2 separate regions of the Homo sapiens genome follow, and region 1 is linked to region 2. Evidence: chromatin loops called from intact Hi-C (ENCODE). Cell type or tissue: heart right ventricle. All regions are shown on one strand. Each heading gives the region's core, and the rest is flanking DNA. Links, peaks and the distances in the headings are about the cores only.

The links. A loop is a pair of places that touch in the nucleus more often than their neighbours do. Peaks named below come from ENCODE experiments on the same cell type or tissue, not always from the same donor. Only the 100,000 strongest peaks of a DNase experiment are listed, where the experiment ranks them.
Region 1: it touches region 2 in a loop (2.3-fold over the local background); 3 of 110 quality-filtered maps call a loop at or near these places.

The regions. Positions count from the first base shown.
Region 1 is chr5:137,950,116-137,955,498 of GRCh38, forward strand. FAM13B (family with sequence similarity 13 member B) reads right to left here. Exons shown (of 24, transcript NM_001385994.1): 15 at 4,051-4,261; 16 at 3,221-3,350; 17 at 2,513-2,594. Among named protein-coding and RNA genes, the nearest start is that of PKD2L2, 63 kb to the left of the region's middle. RefSeq lists a silencer at 4,092-4,292. In heart right ventricle, for the core only: no CTCF peak of the experiment used is centred there; no DNase peak of the experiment used is centred there; H3K27ac peaks cover 2,220 bases.
Region 2 is chr5:137,886,273-137,891,600 of GRCh38, forward strand. MYOT (myotilin) reads left to right here. Exons shown (of 10, transcript NM_006790.3): 9 at 592-725; 10 at 941-1,579. The coding sequence ends at 1,113. It overlaps PKD2L2 (polycystin 2 like 2, transient receptor potential cation channel), which reads left to right and starts at 3,185. Exons shown (of 15, transcript NM_001300921.2): 1 at 3,185-3,250; 2 at 4,209-4,310. The coding sequence starts at 3,220. It overlaps PKD2L2-DT (PKD2L2 divergent transcript), which reads right to left and starts at 3,047. Exons shown (of 4, transcript XR_948815.3): 1 at 2,875-3,047; 2 at 1,888-2,016. In heart right ventricle, for the core only: a CTCF peak has its summit at 3,093; DNase peaks (open chromatin) are centred at 2,659 and 3,139; H3K4me3 peaks cover 3,426 bases; H3K27ac peaks cover 4,619 bases.

The sequences.
Region 1 (5,383 bases), core at 79-5,078, 64 kb after region 2:
TCAGAGAAGGAAAACAATAACCAAATACTCAGATTAGTAAAATAACTTTAAAGAATGCTATGATCTATAGGTAAAACAGGGTAGAGTCACAGCGCTAAAAGGAGTATAATTTGTGGAGGAACAACTACATTGGACGGGATTGACAAAGAAGACCTCTCTGAATAGTATCATCCTGGTAGAATACGGAATAAGGAGCTTGTCTAGCACAAAGGATTTAGTGGAAGGGCATCTGTCCCCAGTGAGGCAATAGCCAGTGTGAAGGTCCTAAAGCTTGGCAAGTTTGAGGAACAGAAAAGAGATGAAAGTGATAAAATCGGCCAAGGGCAGACTGTGCAAGGCCTTGAAAACCACAGTAAGGAGTTTTGACTTTATTCTAGGTGGAAGCCCACTGAAGGGCTTGAAAAAGAAAGTAGTAAGACTATTTATTTTTCTTTTTGAGACAGGGTCTTGCCCTGTCACCCTGGCTGGAGTACAGTGGCACAAACATGGCTCACTGCAGCCTTGACCTCCTAGGCCTAAGTGGTCCTCCTGCCTCAGCCTCCAGAGTAGCTGGGACCCAGGCTAACATGACTTTTTTAAAGATAATTCTGACTACCATGCAGCAGACGGACTACAGAGCAGTAAAAGTGAAAGAAAATGGGAAAATTAGGAGGCCAATGCTAGACAATTTAATGGTATCAACTACTAATAAAATCAAGGTAATAATTTTCACTGATGACTGGAAATTGGCATTAAACAAGGAAATCTTTAACAGAAGTATAGGGGAAAATTAAGTGATACTCTAAAGAGGAGTTAAGAGACATTATCTTGGCCGGGTGAGGTGGCTCACGCCTGTAATCCCAGCACTGTGGGAGGCCAAGGCAGACAGATGGCTTGAGCCCAGGAGTTTTGAGACCAGCCTGGGCAACATGGTGCAATGCCATCTCTACTAAGAATACAAAAAAATTAGCTGGGCATGGTGGCATGTGCCTGTAGTCCCAGCTACTCGGGATGCTGAGGTGGGAGGATCGCTTCAGCCCGGGAGGTGGAAGCTGCAATGAGCTAAGATCGTGCCACTGCACTCCAGGGCAACAGAGTAAAACCCTGTCTCAAACAAAAAAAAAAAAAAAAAAAAAAAAGGAGAGAGAGAGAGGCAAACATTATCTTAACCACAAGAATATAAACTCCATGACAGCAGGGACTCTGTCTGTCTTGTTCACTGCTATATCCCTAGTTGTCTACAAAGTATTTAGTACCTCAGAAATACTTAACACTTTACTGGGCTGGGCACGGTGGCTCATACTTGTAATCCCCACACTTTGCAAGACCGAGGTGGGAGAACTGCTGAAGGCCAGAAGTTTGAGACCAATCCAGGCACAAAGCAAGACCCCAACTCTATACAAAATTTTAAAAAATTACCTGGGTGTGGCAGTGCATGTCTGTAGTCCTAGCTACTCTTGAGGCTGAGGTGGAAGGATCACTTGAGCTCACCAGTTCAAGGCTGCAGTGAGCCATGACCATGCTACCACACTTCAACCTCGATGACAGAGCAAGATTCTGTCTCAAAAAAATAAAAAATATATATTTTTTTATTTTTATAGGCCAGGTGCAGTGGCTCACACCTATAATCCCAGCACTTTGGGAGGCTGAGGCAGGGGGATCGCTTGAGCCCAAGAGTTCGAGACCAGCCTGGGCAACATGGCAAAACCCCATCCCTACTAAAATTACAAAAATTAGCTGGGCTTGGTGGCGTGCACCTGTAATCCCAGCTACTCGGGAGGCTAAGGCACAAGAATCACTTGAACCCAGGAGGCAGAGGTTGCAGTGAGCTGAGATGGCGTCACTGAATTCCAGCCTGGACAACAGAGTGAGACTCTGTCTCGAAAAAATTAGAAATAAAAATAAAAATAAAAACTTTATTGAGTAAATTTAAACCAAAGTGATGCTCCAGATAATAAACCCCTATTTTGCATAATTTTTAAAGTAATAATTATTAAAACACATACTCACTAAACATCCACAAACTAAATATACTTCAACAATTACTATACTGGTTTGACACCCAGAAATGCAATGCCTAGTTTATCATTCAAGAGTTACAATTTAGTCTTTGTGGTATAAACGAGTCACTGTGATTAGACATTCTTAGTCTTAGATGAAAATACCTACCAAAAAATCTTAATGAAATATCCAACAAAACTCAAAGCTGCTTAATATCTGAAATATATTTTAGATAAACTTTATAACATCAGTTCACTTATTAATATACAATCTCAGGTATCTTTCAAAAAGATATTACTAATAAAAACACAAAAAAGACATTTAAAATATAATACAGAACTACAGTACTGTACTATAACACAGTACTACAGTATGCAATTTTGACCCTAATAAAACAAAAAAAGGTAACTTTTATTTTTGTCAAACAGTGCCCAAGATTTAAAATTATCAAAAGTTGTATTTGTGATTCTCAGACATTAATATAAAAAAATTTTTAAAATGCAAATATATTACAAAATGGCACATAATATACCTTTAATTTGCTTCCGCAGTTTTGTAAGCTCTGTCATCCATTTTAATACCTTTGGATTGGCAGCAATATCACTGTAGGAGGGCTGAAAAATTATGGAGCAGAATCACTGACACTTGTGATAAGCAATAGTTACATTAATTTATGTCCAAATAGTATTTTACAATTCCCACAGCAAAGACTGCTCAATTCTCATTTCATCTTATTTTAATTAGATAGGGCAGGATATTAAGTCAAGTTCTCCCAAGGTAAGGTCTCGTAACTGGCAGAAGCCAGATTTGAATATGGGTCTTCTGACTCCAAGTACAGGACTCTTTCCACTTCATATGTTCTAACTATTAAAATTCTCTTTCCCCTCCTCCACTCCATCCCTCACAAACTCCCTCTCCTCCCCACTTGGTACTTGTAGTTTTTGATAGAGCAGAAATAGCAGTAACATGATTTGTCAATGTAAAGTATTTGCTTTAAAAATTCTAAAAGCTGCTTTGCCAGTGGAAATATAAAGATGCCACGGTGCAAATGGCAAGAATACTGGCCTGGAAGTCAGGAGACCAAGGAGTTATATAATCTCAGATCTACATGATCACTGTTCCTCCGGGTATCTCAGATTTGTTACCTTTCTCACACAGATCTAAACTAATGCTTTTGAAAAACTATCCTCTCAGTTCTAATATTAGATTAAGCTCACTCTGGGGAATGCTACAAACCTACCTTGCTATTTCTTTCCCTTTCAAACTGTTCCTCAAATTGTCTGATTTTCTTCTGAAGTTTCTTGACCAGCTGATAAGGTGTTCTGTCCTCTCTCTTTTCATCTTTTGAACTAAAGGATGATCTTCGAATTCTGAATTAAAACAAAAGGCCAACACTGTTAAATTTTCAAGTACCAACACTGTATCTCTTATTGCCCTGACATGGCACTATTAGCAATAAGTAAATCTTAAAGGTAAAAATAAGTCCCTAACACTAAAGGACAGGTAGTATAAAGAAACACTGTAATGTTACAGACCACAAATTTAGCTAATACAAGTGGTGATGAAAACAGTTTGGAATCATTTAAAACTGGTTTGGACAAAGGCAGCAAAGAAACAAAGATACCTAGCAGCTCAGAGCTCTTGTAACTGTTCAAACTGCATAACAAAGTTTTTGACATTCAGATCCATTTAAAGCTTTGATAAAAAAAGATTAGGAACTGCTCAGCACCATTTGCTGCTTCCTTTACAGAGCTCTGTATTTCAGCGATGAATACATAAATAAATGAATAATACACCACGAGAAAATGTCTATTTGAGAGCAAACTTCAAACGCTACACCTCACTGAACTCAGCAGGGTCAAAAAAAACCAAAACTTACAAAAATGTGCTCTATAAAATCAGTGAGAAAGCTCTGAATTCTATGTCTAGAAGACTCAATCTCTCTCTTTTTTTTTTTTTTTTTTTGAGATGGAGTTTCACTATTGAAGCCCAGGCTGGAAGACTAAATCTCTCAAAAGACTTGGGTACATAATAGGAATTGCCTCTTGTAAGTACATAAAAATCATATACCTAGTAAAAGACAGTGCTTTAGATGAGGAATCCAACTTTTCTGGATCATGTAGGAAACGCTGGCTTTGACCAAAATCTAAACTGCGGTGTGATAATACTGGAGGACAGTCCTCTTCCAAGGGGTGATGATTCATTCTTCCAGCTTGTGGAGACAGCTGAGCTTCTCCAGACTCAGAGTCCTCCTGCCAAGACTTAAAAGCAGGAAATGGCTCTATAAAACAAACACAAAGAATAGTACCATGGGTCTCTTGATTCCACGTGGGAAAAAAGTCACAAAATATCAGCTATGTGTTCCTTAAATCATATCATTATGTAGTGGTTCATATATACATACACACATACACACACACACACACACATACATGTGTGTGTGTATATATATATATATATAATCTTCATAAAGCCTACTATAGTTTAAAATTATTCAAGCTTCACTTTTTAGTCCAGAGTTCAATTTTTTTTTTTTGAGATAAGGTCTCGCTCTGCTGCCCAGGCTCTGGAATTCAGTGTCATGATGGTGGCTCACTGCAGCCTCGACCTTCTAGGCTCAAGCAATCCTCCCACCTTAGCCTCCCGAGTAGCTGGGACTACAGGCGCTTGCCACTACGCCTGACTAATTTTCTTTTTTTTGTTGTTGGTAGAGACGAGGTCTCACTATGTTGGCCAGGCTGGTCTTGAACTGCTAGGCTCAAGTGATCCTCCCATCTCAGCCTCTCAGTGTGCAGGGATTACAGGCATGAGCCACTGTGCCCAGCCCAGAGTTCTATTTCCATATAAATTTAAATTTCTGAACCCAGTGGCAAAGCAAGAAAGGACATTGTCAAGCTCTTTAAAACTCAATTTAATTCTAAAGATGTTATTTAATATAATTCTGAACTTTTCAAAAGATGTTTTATTTACAAATGTTAGTTTTCAAGTAGGGGAAAACCAGAAACAGCAAGAACTGAACAGTTCTTTCTTAGAAATTTAATTTAAAAGCCAAATGATGTCAGGTGTATGACCTGTCCCTCACTGTCAAATAGCTATATTAAGAAAAAGTGGGAGCTGTTCCCCATGTTACATGGAACACTCACCAAATGGAGTTCTCTGACTTTAGAAGAATTCTAATATTCCCAAAGGAGGAGCTAATTCACCTGACAGCACCTGGCCTCTAACATTAAACTGTGATGGTTATCTTCTGCTACAGGATTCCTATGTATAATATATATTTTAATAATACCCAACAGTGTTACTAAGACAAAACTTAATAGCACTAGGCCTTCTTAAGCACATTTACTTTACTGCAGTTATCCTGTATGCCCTCAAATGAAAGCTATGTTAATACATTTGATGT
Region 2 (5,328 bases), core at 329-5,328:
TAACATGCATTATAAATGGCATGCATTTATCTCAATTTGTCTAGTTTTTAAAACACTAAAGAATAATATAATAAAATATATATTAGATAAAAATGTAAGAAAACTTCAGTAAGCCAGATTCCACTAATCAGAAATGTAAGGCATAAAGTAGACTAGGATTTATCTTTTTATCAACGATGATGAAAGATGGCCCAAGGAAATAAATGACATAAACAAGATTAAAGGGGGATGTTTTCTTTTCTTTTCTTTCTTTACAAAAAGCTTCAGCCTTTATTAAACAAAGGAGGAGGTAGGAGACAGATAACGGAACAGGTCAGGACCCCTCCATTCCCCTATACATACGCATAAATACAAACACAGACACACCCGAGTGAATGACAGGGACCATCAGGGGACAGATTGAAGAGCAGAGGGAGACAGCACCCAAGGGGGGATGTTTAATTCAAGAAAACCAATAGCTATTTGGCAATAAATAGATACAGCTTTGGAATTTTCAAATGTTTTTTTCTTCCTAGTCTGACTGTTGGTCAGAGACATCCACTTCACAGAAATAATTCCTGTACTTTCATTTCTTAAAAATTTTTATTTCAGCTTATATCAAGATAACACTGGAAGAGTTACTTTACTGATAAAAGATGTAAACAAGAAAGATGCTGGGTGGTATACTGTGTCAGCAGTTAATGAAGCTGGAGTGACTACATGTAACACAAGATTAGACGTTACGGGTATGTCATACTATTAACCAAAGTATTATAAGGGATTTAACTAGGAAGATTTAATAAGAAATGAAAATCCCAGCAGAGTATAAAATTTGAGATATTTTCCCCATATATAATCAGTTTTGGTTCTTTTTTCTTTTCCTGTCTGATAATAAATACCTAGTGTGACCAATTTGGTTAGAACAGGTTTTCTGAATCAACTTTTATGTGATCTATTTCAGCACGTCCAAACCAAACTCTTCCAGCTCCTAAGCAGTTACGGGTTCGACCAACATTCAGCAAATATTTAGCACTTAATGGGAAAGGTTTGAATGTAAAACAAGCTTTTAACCCAGAAGGAGAATTTCAGCGTTTGGCAGCTCAATCTGGACTCTATGAAAGTGAAGAACTTTAATAACTTTACCAACATTGGAAAACAGCCAACTACACCATTAGTAATATATTTGATTACATTTTTTTGAAATTAATCCATAGCTGTATTAACAGATTATGGTTTTAATTAGGTAATATAGTTAATATATATTTATAATATTATTTATCCTTTGACTCTTGCACATTCTATGTACCCCTCCGATTTGTGAAGCCTACAGGAAATCTGGGTATATGGATTTGTAACTGCAGAAGACTATCTTAAAATACAGGATTTTAACATTTAAGTCATGCACATTTAACAATTACAGGTTATAAATTAGTATCAACTTTTTAAACACATCTAATGCTTGTAATAACGTTTACTGGTACTGCTTTCTAAATACTGTTTTACCCGTTTTCTCTTGTAGGAATACTAACATGGTATAGATTATCTGAGTGTTCCACAGTTGTATGTCAAAAGAAAATAAAATTCAAATATTTAAAACGGACTGTCTCCTCTTCACAAAAGTCTAGATCTGTAAAATAAAACTCCACTCAGCAAAACCTATGAATAACAAGTTCCAAAAGAGCAATGTTATATTCTAGAACAGTGTGAAGCTCACTTACAGCTCAGCCAATTCCTCTAGAAACTAAGCTAGACTTGCCATGGTTTGCACTTCAAAGGCAATCACAAGAACTTAAATCATGACTGAATCTACTGAATTTGTGATTTTGTTTTAACCAAACAGGTTTCTAATTCTTCAGGATTTTTCAGTCTGTTATGCTCAAAGGAATAAGAATAGTCTCTAGAGATTACCTGCTTAATTCTCATAGTTAATGTAAATTTGACAGCCCGGTAGTCCCAGCTGCTGGGAGAGGTTGAGCTGGGGATCCCTTAAGATCAGGAGTTTGAGGCCAGACTGGGAAATATAGCGAGACTCCATCTCTAAAAAAAAAAAAATTATGTAAATTTGATTACCTATATATGGGTGTTTTTCCTCTAATAATTTCAATTTCAGATAATCTGTTACTTTAGAAAGCATAATTTTGTGAACAGCTGAGAGTCCCAGTACAGGAAAGCCCAAATCCTTTTGTTAAAACTATTCTAAAGCTTTTTTTCCTCTCGGGCTTCTAGTTCACTGGCTGTCAGCCTTTTGCGAGGCCTCTCCTGTTCCTCTCATCGATGGTAGTTTTTGACCCTCACTACTGTGTGGCCGTTTTGCTTTTTATCTACACATAAAACAGCATTTATCGACAGCAGTCTACATCTCTTTCAGGGAAATAACAAAAGTGGCTTTATCTTTTACTTTCAAAACTGGTTAGTGGTTTTCTTTGCAGGTTTCCCTGGGGCCTTTGGACTGGATTCCATTTTATTTTCCTTTTTATCAACACGAGAATCCGTCCTGGTCTTACATCCTGGAGGGCTTTTGGCTGCCTTAATTTACAGCCAAATTAGTTTGGCCTTTTCTATAGCTGGTTTACCAACCTTCTCATCTTTGCAAAGCTTCTGGGTCAGATGTGGGTCTGGGCCCCAGGACTCCTGTGTCGGCCTGACCTTTCACATAATCACTGCAGAGTTTTTCATCTATTTTTACATCACGGGGGCAGGGGAGTGGAAGCTACTTCCAGCAACAGCTCTCGGTTAATAACCAGTTTCTGCAAGTAGCAGCAGCAGCAGCAGCGTAGGGTCACGGTTAGGAATTTGGGCTTGGGCATCCAAGACTTGGCCCCAACTTCCAGTGAATTACTTCATTTCTCAGCTTCTCGGTTTCTTCAGGCCTAAAATGAGGACAAAAATACCTACCTTTCACGGAGGTGGATGTGGAGACTAACAAGGCGATAAATGTTAAAGGTATTCGAGAGAGAGAAGCCCGTGATAATGAATGACTACGATTTTTAAGCCCACAGCCAGGTTATTCCCAGAAGTTGGCCCTCCGCACCAGACCCCAGCAGCCCGCAGCCCGCCTCGGGCGAAAGGCCTCCCGGGCTCCTGCGGCGCAGCCGCGCTGACGACTTGTCGAGTAGCTCGCCGCCCTGGAGGAGCTGGGGGCTCGCGCAGGCGTCAGAGCCGGGCAGCGCGCGCCGCAAGACTAGCGCGCAAGCGCCGCGGCCTCAGGCGAACGAACGGGCGGTGTAGTGCAGGTCCGCCATGGCTGAGGCGTCACGGTGGCACCGAGGCGGTGAGGGGTCCTCTTAAGGAGTGGGAGGGACAGGGGCGATTTGGCAGTTCCAGACACCCTGAAAGGAACTCTGCGGCCCCAAATTCGTTTGAGAGATGTGACTGCCGACACCTTTAGCCCTCACAGCCTCCCCTGGGGAAGCGGAGAGGGACAGATGGTCCCATTGCACAGACGGGAAAACTGAAGCCCTGAGCGAGGTGGCGCTCGCCTCTTGCCGGAGGCTCGAGCTGGGCGTTGTCACCTGTCGAGTGACCGTCGCTAGGCCGGTCTCTAAAGTCCTTGGTTGATCTGGGGAGTCGTGACCTTGACAGAATTCAAGCCGAGGTGTTTTTCCCCTGTCCAGCAGAAACCAGCCTTCCCAAGAAGCTGTATTGAGGGTGGAGAAAACGGTTAGGACAGATGAGAGGTTTTACTTGTTTCGTATTTTGCTTTTTCATCTTAAGACTGGCGAGAAGACATCATGATATAAAATCTGTTAGTGGCCGGGCGCAGTGGCTCAAGCCTGTAATCCCAACACTTTGGGAGGCCGAGGCGGGCGGATCACAAGGTCAAGAGATCGAGACCATCCTGGCCAACATGGTGAAACCCCATCTCTACTAAAAATACGAAAATTAGCTGGGTGTGGTGGCGCGCGCCTGTAGTCCCAGCTACTCGGGAGGCTGAGGCAGGAGAATCGCTTGAACCGGGGAGGCGGAGGCTGCAGTGAGACGAGATCGCGTCACTGAACTCCAGCCTGGCGACAGAGCTAGACTCCGTCTCAAAAAAAAAATCTGTTATTAATAGTATATAGTAAAAAAATTATCCCTGCCTCGTAAAACTAAGAATTGAAAAATAGCCAGAAGCTATTGGAGCTTTCCTCCCCGCAGTGTAAGGACTAAAAGTGGCTGTGGTTTTTCCATTGTTGTCACTTATAAATTACATAATAATGTAAAGAAAAATTTTGTCTTATATCTCACAGGGGCTTCGAAACATAAGTTGCATTACAGAAAGGAAGTAGAAATTACAACCACACTTCAGGAATTGTTACTCTACTTTATTTTTTTAATAAACCTATGTATATGTAAGTACACAGATATAAAGATGCTGTTTGTTTGAACTAAGAAGTTAAAATGTGGAGATGAAAAATAAAACATACAAACTTCAAAACCACAGGCTGTCAGGCTACTAAAACTCAAAATACAGTGACACGTTTAAACATAATCTTAAATTCATTTAGATTCATTTCATTTAGAAATTGACTATTTTCAGTTCTTAAGGGGCAAAATTTTACATCGCAAATGTAAGAAGCTTCCATAGTCAATACTGACTGAATTAGAATTATTCCTTTCATTTGGCAGTTCTGTCTTGAGCATAATTCATCCCTTGGGTTGGCAACTGCAATTTGATTTTGTTTAGAGTCATATAGACACATCAGCTGAGTTTCATAAATCAAAGTACAAATGAGGCCAAAGTTCATCTTGGTGTCTGCCATTAGCTTGGTTCTTTTCACTGACCTATTGCAGTTAAAAAAATAGTTTGTGCTGAGTCAATGCAAATAATTAAGGAGGACTGGGAAAACATCTCAACCTGCATTCCTCCTACCTGTGGGTCAATAGCATTGGCTTAATATGCAAAGAGGAGTATTAAAGAGCATTTGTCGATGGCACCCAACATAACAGTAGATGAAAGCTCACTGGCAGTATTGTCTCATGTTGGTATGTGCTACACACTGGCAATTGTATAGCAATTAAGTAATTAATTGGTGTTGTAGGGGTGAGTTTGAGTCTGCTCTTGATTGAAAAGACAACTATAAAATTAGCCAGGTGTGGTGGCACACCCCTGTAGTCCTAGCTACTGAGAAGGCTGAGGTGGAGGATTGCTTGAGCACAGGAGGTCGAGGCTGCAGTGAACTGTGATTGCAACGACTGCACTTCAGCCTGGGTGACAGGCTGAGACCCTGTCCCAAGGAAAAAAAAAAAAAAGATAACTGTAGGCAACTTTATAAATTAAGATATCTTAGACTGCTTTATAAAAGCTTGGTTATGAAAACTACATGCTTACTACAGAACATTTGGAAAATGTAAAAATGTAAGTAAAAA